Regions from separate parts of the Homo sapiens genome. Here region 1 is linked to region 2. A link is a contact called in ENCODE Hi-C or POLR2A ChIA-PET data. All regions are on one chromosome and are shown on one strand. The core of a region is the stretch at or near the end of the contact, and the rest is flanking DNA. Distances in the headings are between cores, read along the strand shown.

The links. A loop is a pair of places that touch in the nucleus more often than their neighbours do. ChIA-PET counts read pairs that join two places held with the same protein, here RNA polymerase II (POLR2A). Pooled maps may share reads with other maps.
Region 1: a pooled map shows a loop between it and region 2 (3-fold over the local background). The contact joins two enhancer-like sites. A Hi-C loop is called at or near these places in 6 of 37 single-sample maps with no recorded cell type and 6 of 50 pooled maps. POLR2A ChIA-PET finds 5 or more read pairs at or near these places in 2 of 52 experiments (Caco-2 and OCI-LY7).

Annotation. Positions count from the first base shown.
Region 1 is chr5:124,919,406-124,922,579 of GRCh38, reverse strand. No RefSeq gene overlaps it. Among named protein-coding and RNA genes, the nearest start is that of ZNF608, 170 kb to the right of the region's middle. RefSeq lists an enhancer at 1,075-1,164. Within about 2 kb of position 1,364, at least 3 of the 41 ENCODE cell types and tissues checked have a DNase peak (open chromatin) inside an H3K27ac peak, as active enhancers do; they include OCI-LY7, where a contact is called at or near this core.
Region 2 is chr5:124,823,588-124,826,629 of GRCh38, reverse strand. No RefSeq gene overlaps it. Among named protein-coding and RNA genes, the nearest start is that of ZNF608, 78 kb to the right of the region's middle. Within about 2 kb of position 1,569, at least 2 of the 41 ENCODE cell types and tissues checked have a DNase peak (open chromatin) inside an H3K27ac peak, as active enhancers do; they include OCI-LY7, where a contact is called at or near this core.

The DNA.
Region 1 (3,174 bases), core at 115-2,614, 96 kb before region 2:
TAAACTGCTTGTGTAAATGTTTCATTAACAAACTGCTGGACTCATATTTAATTTCCTTGGCCTTCCTCCCCGTTCCTCCCGGTACGGTGCTCCTGGGTATGGCATGACTAAATGTGTGATTTACACGTTTCAGAGAAACATTCCCACACTTGAATGCTGTAGCATGACAAAGGAAAGGGAGGGGCTGAGAGAGAGGTGTTGAACCTATTGTAGACATTTTAATTTACAATTCTCTTTTTATGGGCTTTAAAAAGATGAATGACTTGCACTCACTTATCAGTTTATGTTTCATTTCTCAGTTCTTTCTAATAAGTACTGGTCTGCATGTAAGTGCCTTTGGCTCACTCATTTGAGGCTGACCCTTTTGAAGACATAGATATTCTAACATACTAAGAAGAAAAGGAAGATGAATTCCAATGTATATCCAGTGTGCAAAGAACTCTTCTGTGAACAACATAAAGGCCAAAATACATGGCTTACCTTTACTTTGAATATGTCAAATGATGCGGGATGTTTTGTGGAAATATACATCCTGTGTTTTTCCCCGAGGTCATCTAGTTACAATCTGATGTTTTGTTGCTTTAGCTAATCTGGTAAATCCTAACAATGCTTTCATTATCTATTTTAATGGTGGCATCTTAGTATAAAATTAACTTTCCTTTCAGACAAGCAAGATATGCCTGTGGCACCTACTGAATTCGTCAATATCCAGTCACAGGATGTATGAATGTAACTTGAAGATACAGAATCAGTCACTTACAAGAGTAGTTTAAGTTAAATCATGATACAGGAAAAACAGGTTATCACATCCAGACGAGTGCCACTGGGCCAAATTCTTAGAAAATGCATTTACCTTGTATTTGAAGAGATTCCAAACTTTGAAAAATTAATACATCAGTAAACCAAATAGAAATGTAGCCTCTTTATAATACAAGCGTCTTTCCCTGGGTGTCATTCATGTAATTTCAGTTTACTGTGAGCACTCCGGCTGCAGCTGGGGTCACTTGGTCTGGGGAAGAACCGTATCTGGGTCAGTGTATGTAGTTTTGTCTCTAGCGGCGACTATGGTCTCGTTTCAAAGTGAATACATTCATCTGGATCAACAATGCCCTGGGGAATAAACGCTTAAATGTATTCAACCTTAGGAAGAGCTGAAAACATCAATACCTTCATAAAGCCACTTTGATTTGTATTGACTATGGTTGTGCTGCTAATTCATATACATCATTGTTTACTTCACAGAGCTTTTAACATGACTTTTGATTTATAGAAAAAAGTGATTCAATTTCTACCAAGAAGTGGTGAGCTCAGACCTCCCCCAGATTCTTACTTTCTCTCTGATGTGACAAAATTGAAAGAGGAACTATCTTGTCACAGCATAAATAAATTGCTGTCAAACAGCTTATGTGCACTTTTCTTTTAACTTTCATGGTCACAGGTAATAGCAAAGTAGAACGTCCAGATTAAGGGGAATCAATTATCTAAGCATGTTATTAATGTGTTCACAGCAAAAACCATTGATTAACACTGGAGCAAAGACTGTGAGCTAGATGCACTTTCTACTTAGAAGATCTGTGTTAGGCAAAGAAGAAAATTCAACGTACACAGCCATATTCTGCCATTTGTTTAGTGACAAGCCCTAAAAGGTTTTGTTTACAGAAACCACTTGGGCAGACTGCAAAGCTCCACAAATAATGGAACCTGCCTTTAGTAAGAGTTTTAGTTTTGTTTATTTGTTTGATGCTATGTCAAATGGAGAGGAAAAATTCTTTTCTAGCAGCTTATTTATTTCTAAGCCATGAAAATAAATGGCTTTAAAACAAGCTAAATGGACTGAAGTGACTAGAACTGGATTTTGTGGTTTATTGATTAGTTCCCAAACTTATATGAGAATTGAAATATCTTGGATTTTCATGTGTTGAAGTCTTATCCAGAAGTGCAGTAGAGCAAAGATGTTCATTTTGTCAAGAAAAATGTTCGTTGCTCAAGAAGTTGCAGGAAAATAATATTTAAGCAGACACAGAATTGAGAATATAAGAAGACAAAATGAGAATATGATAGCTGGTGTCACTTCTTGGCTATGCATAGACCTGAAAGCACAACATATCTATGGCCCAAGAAAAATTCACAGTTCTGATGCAGACAAACTTAGAAAGCCTCGAGACAGCCCAGACTCGTCAGCATCTCACAGTTAATTAAAGAAGTGAGTGAAGGCATCAAGGCTTGCTCCCTTCTGCCTGAATAATTCACTGCCTGTATCCATTATTAAAACCCGTTACTTCACCACAATGATTCCCAGCTCGAGATGGATTGGTCTCAAAACCGGGAGATAAATTGTAACAAGGCCTACAGCTATATTAATAAATTGAAATGAACATTTATTTGCTCATCTAATTAGAACTGTAGTTTTTCCAAATAGTGTAGTAATGCATTACCTTGACAGGCAGCACTACCTACCTTGTGTGAGATAAAATGAACAGGAGGGCTTTGCCCCAGATTTGGGGTTTCTCTGCATAAAAAGTTCTTTGGTCGCTGCTGTTCCTTTTAAACCATTCATTCTGCCACTATGCTCTGCTGATTCTATCTCTCCAGGATTGATGGGAGCTTAGCTTTTGAGGTACTTCATCAGAGGGCTGCAAAGAAATGTGCATATAGAACATGCATTCTTCTTTTGTCCTGTCTCTTTTTAAAGTGTTGCAGAGGAAAAAAAAAAAAAAAGAATTTAAAGATTTTCTTCACCCCCTCCCCATCTCCATTTCCCTTCATCAGGATTACAAAGCCTTATAGCTCAGAGGTTCAAAGGACTTGTGCTTGGGGTCTGGGAGACATAGGTCTGATTCCTGACTCAGTCACTAACTTTATACAGCCTCAGTTGCTCCCTCTGCAAAATGAAAATAATAATTCCGTTTGTGCAGGGTCCATAGGAAGTTTAGAAAAGATATCTGTAAAGTAAGAAACTCAGAGTGGGTTTTTCATCAATGATAAGTGTCATTATTATTCAGCAATTCTTGCTCTTCTGTTTGCAAATTAGATCTTTAAAATCATTTTACCACATTAGCATGGAGGGTCTTTATAATAACACAACCAGCTCTCAATTTCTTAAGGACTCAAATGAATAATGTATTCTATGGACATAAAACTTTTTGATTATGAATTATTTCCACAGCAAAAGTG
Region 2 (3,042 bases), core at 320-2,819:
TCTCAAAAAAAAAAAAAATTTAATCCTATTACTATCTTATGAATAGCATAATTATGCTGCATTTGATATTTTGTGGGTAAAAGCATTTAATTTGTAAATATGTAAGTTTCTAAATTACTTTAATGTTTATAAGCCTGTCTTAGTCATTCTCCATTTTTAAGTTAAACCAAGTCTATCAAAAATACAAGGTAGTCTTGGTCTCTCTCCTGTGCTCAAATAACTTGGCCTAATTATGTGGTTGGCTTTACAGACAACTGAAAAACCGTGTATAAAGATTATGCATTTACTTTTTTACAGAAAGTTGAATTGTATGTCTCTTACACTACTCTTGCCATACTCCATCTCTCTCATCACCCTTCCCAAGTCTAACTAGCAAAAAGTTAAGTTACATAAAGTAATATTTTAAAGCTAGTGGGTCTGTGCATTCTAAATACACAAGACACTGGAATGGCCTATCAGTTCCTCTTCTCCCTCCCCATCCCCCACTTTTATTTTACTCTTTTGAGAATCAGTGAGGCCACACTTACTGAGTGTTACTGAGGCTTTTCAGGCCACTTGAATATCTACATCATAGCAATATTGCACCTCAAAGAAACTGTTCTCAGCATAGATGGGAAAAAAATCACTCACTTGAGCAAATGATCGGACAAAATTGTACAAAAACATTTTTAAAACTGCTAGGGTTTGAACATTTATCCCCTCTAAAACCCACATGGAAATTTAATTCCCAATGTGGCAGTATTGACAGGTGGAAATTTTAAGTTGATTGGGTTATAAGGGCTCTGCCATCCTTAATGGATTAATCTATGTATGGATTAATGGGTTCATGGATTAATGGGTTATCACTGGAGTGGGACTGGTGGCTTTATAAAAAGAGGAAGAGAGACCTGAGCTAGCATGCTCAGCCGCCTCACCATGTGATGCCCTGCACCACCTGGGGACTCTGTAGAGAGTCCTAGCAGCAAGAAGGCTCTCGCCAGGTGCAGCCCCTAGATCTTGGACTTCTTGGCCTCCATAATTATAAGAAATAAATTCATTTTCTTTATAATTTACCTAGTTTCAGGTATTCTGTTATAAGCAACAGAAAGTGGAAGAAAATACAAACAGTTGCAAGCATAGATAGTAGTGGAAAGATATATCTTTGTGGTGAATATTTCCCCAATTCAATTCTCAATGACTTCACAATGTGAATGGGTGCTGTGTACTTCAGCTTCCGTGTTTAATGTGCTTATTTGTAAGATGTAAATCATATATACCTCATGGGAGTTGTTCGCAAAATTCAATAAAAATAACCTGTTTACCAAGCAGAGCCCCTACCATGCAGAAGATACTAAATCAGTTATTTTCCTCTCGTCCTCCTTAAAAATTAGTTTCAAAATCCATTTCAAATATTCAAAGCTACTTGTAGACTCCAAAATCTACATTTAAATCAAGAAAACACGGTAAAAAGGTGGTCAATAATGCTGACCCTTAATGAAAGTACCACACTGTTTTGAGAGTATAGATCCCCTCTTCATGGATTTTGTGTCTCATAGCTTCTTATTGCAAGTAAACAAGAGCCTTTTGTGGTAATCTCTCCCACGTGAGCAATGGGAACAGATTGTTTTCAATCTAACACAAACAAGAAATTGCTTAAGTAAAGGTAGTGACTGTATGAATCATAAACCACTTTCTCAGATAACAGCCATTATGTAAGTCTGTGGATAAATTTGACAATTTTTATTTCATTGCCTTTTGACAGCCCTTTAGAAGGGTTTAAGAGAACAAGATCTGACTACAGCTTTCAAAAATTCATCACTGAATATTTGTTACCCTTGCTCCCTGTGATAGCTGAAGAACTAAGATAATGCCCTTCAAATGGAGATAAATTACAATCTTTCAAAAGATTATCACGGGCTTAATCGAGTTTGCTCCAGCAGCTGAACAGCCTGTGACCTTGTTAGTTACACAACAAACATATCTGTTACTTTATGTTTCTATAGGTAGCGGGGTAGAACCTTTAAACTACATGTTTTCTGTATATAAAATGACAGATTTTTTTAGATAAAACAGAAGATGTTTTATTTTAAAAGAATATACCAAGCTACTTCATATATTTAGTGTAATTTTTTAATGATTTGTGTTGAAATAACTTCAGAATTACCAAAAAGTTGAGAAAATAATATAAAGACTATATGGATACCTCTCACTCAGATTCCTCAAATGTTAAAATTTTATAGATGTGTAGTGTGATTTAAAAGAGGACGATGATTCCTGATTCAGAAACAGGAGTCTTGTATAATTCTGTGATAACATATTATATGTCTAATAAAGGCATAGGGATTTCACATTGAAAATAATTTAGGAGAATGTTAGAGAATCCACATTCTCAATTTCTTTGAAAGAAATCAACTGACAACTTTTACATATAAATGTAACTAACTGCAGGTGTATGAACACATCCCAGCATATGGTCCAGTTTATGAAAACTACAATACTACATCTTGGGAAATTAAAGTACTTTTATCCTGAATATAATGTTACAAATAGCATGGAAATCAGCACTTCGGGTGTTCCAGGATGTCAGCACATCAGCAGTTATACCAGAGTGCCAGCCTTCAACAGAAGGGAGGGAGAGTTTGAATGGAATTAATTATTAAATGGTAACATTTAATCCTAGATCCTTATTATGAGTGCCAAGAGAAAACATCTGTGGGTGCTTAGAACAGACAGATTTGGAGCATCCATACAGATTCTGCTAGGTTTGATGAAACCTCCCAGGGAACAAGGTGATTTGGGAAGCTAAACATTTATTCTCCCACTTACACTCATAACCTCTCTGGAAATAGATGAGTCCGTGGTACCAAGAATGACTTTATGACTTACCCCATGTGGCAGAGAAGAAAAGGAAAGGCGCTTCCTTTCCACTTTTGCCGTGTCAGGGCTATTTGAAACGAGTTCAGTGTCCATGGAAGAAAACTAAATATCACTGTATTGGACAATCTAGCAGCAGCTGCCATCTGTATGACAATATCCATTTATTCTGTTCCCTGCCACCTCTTG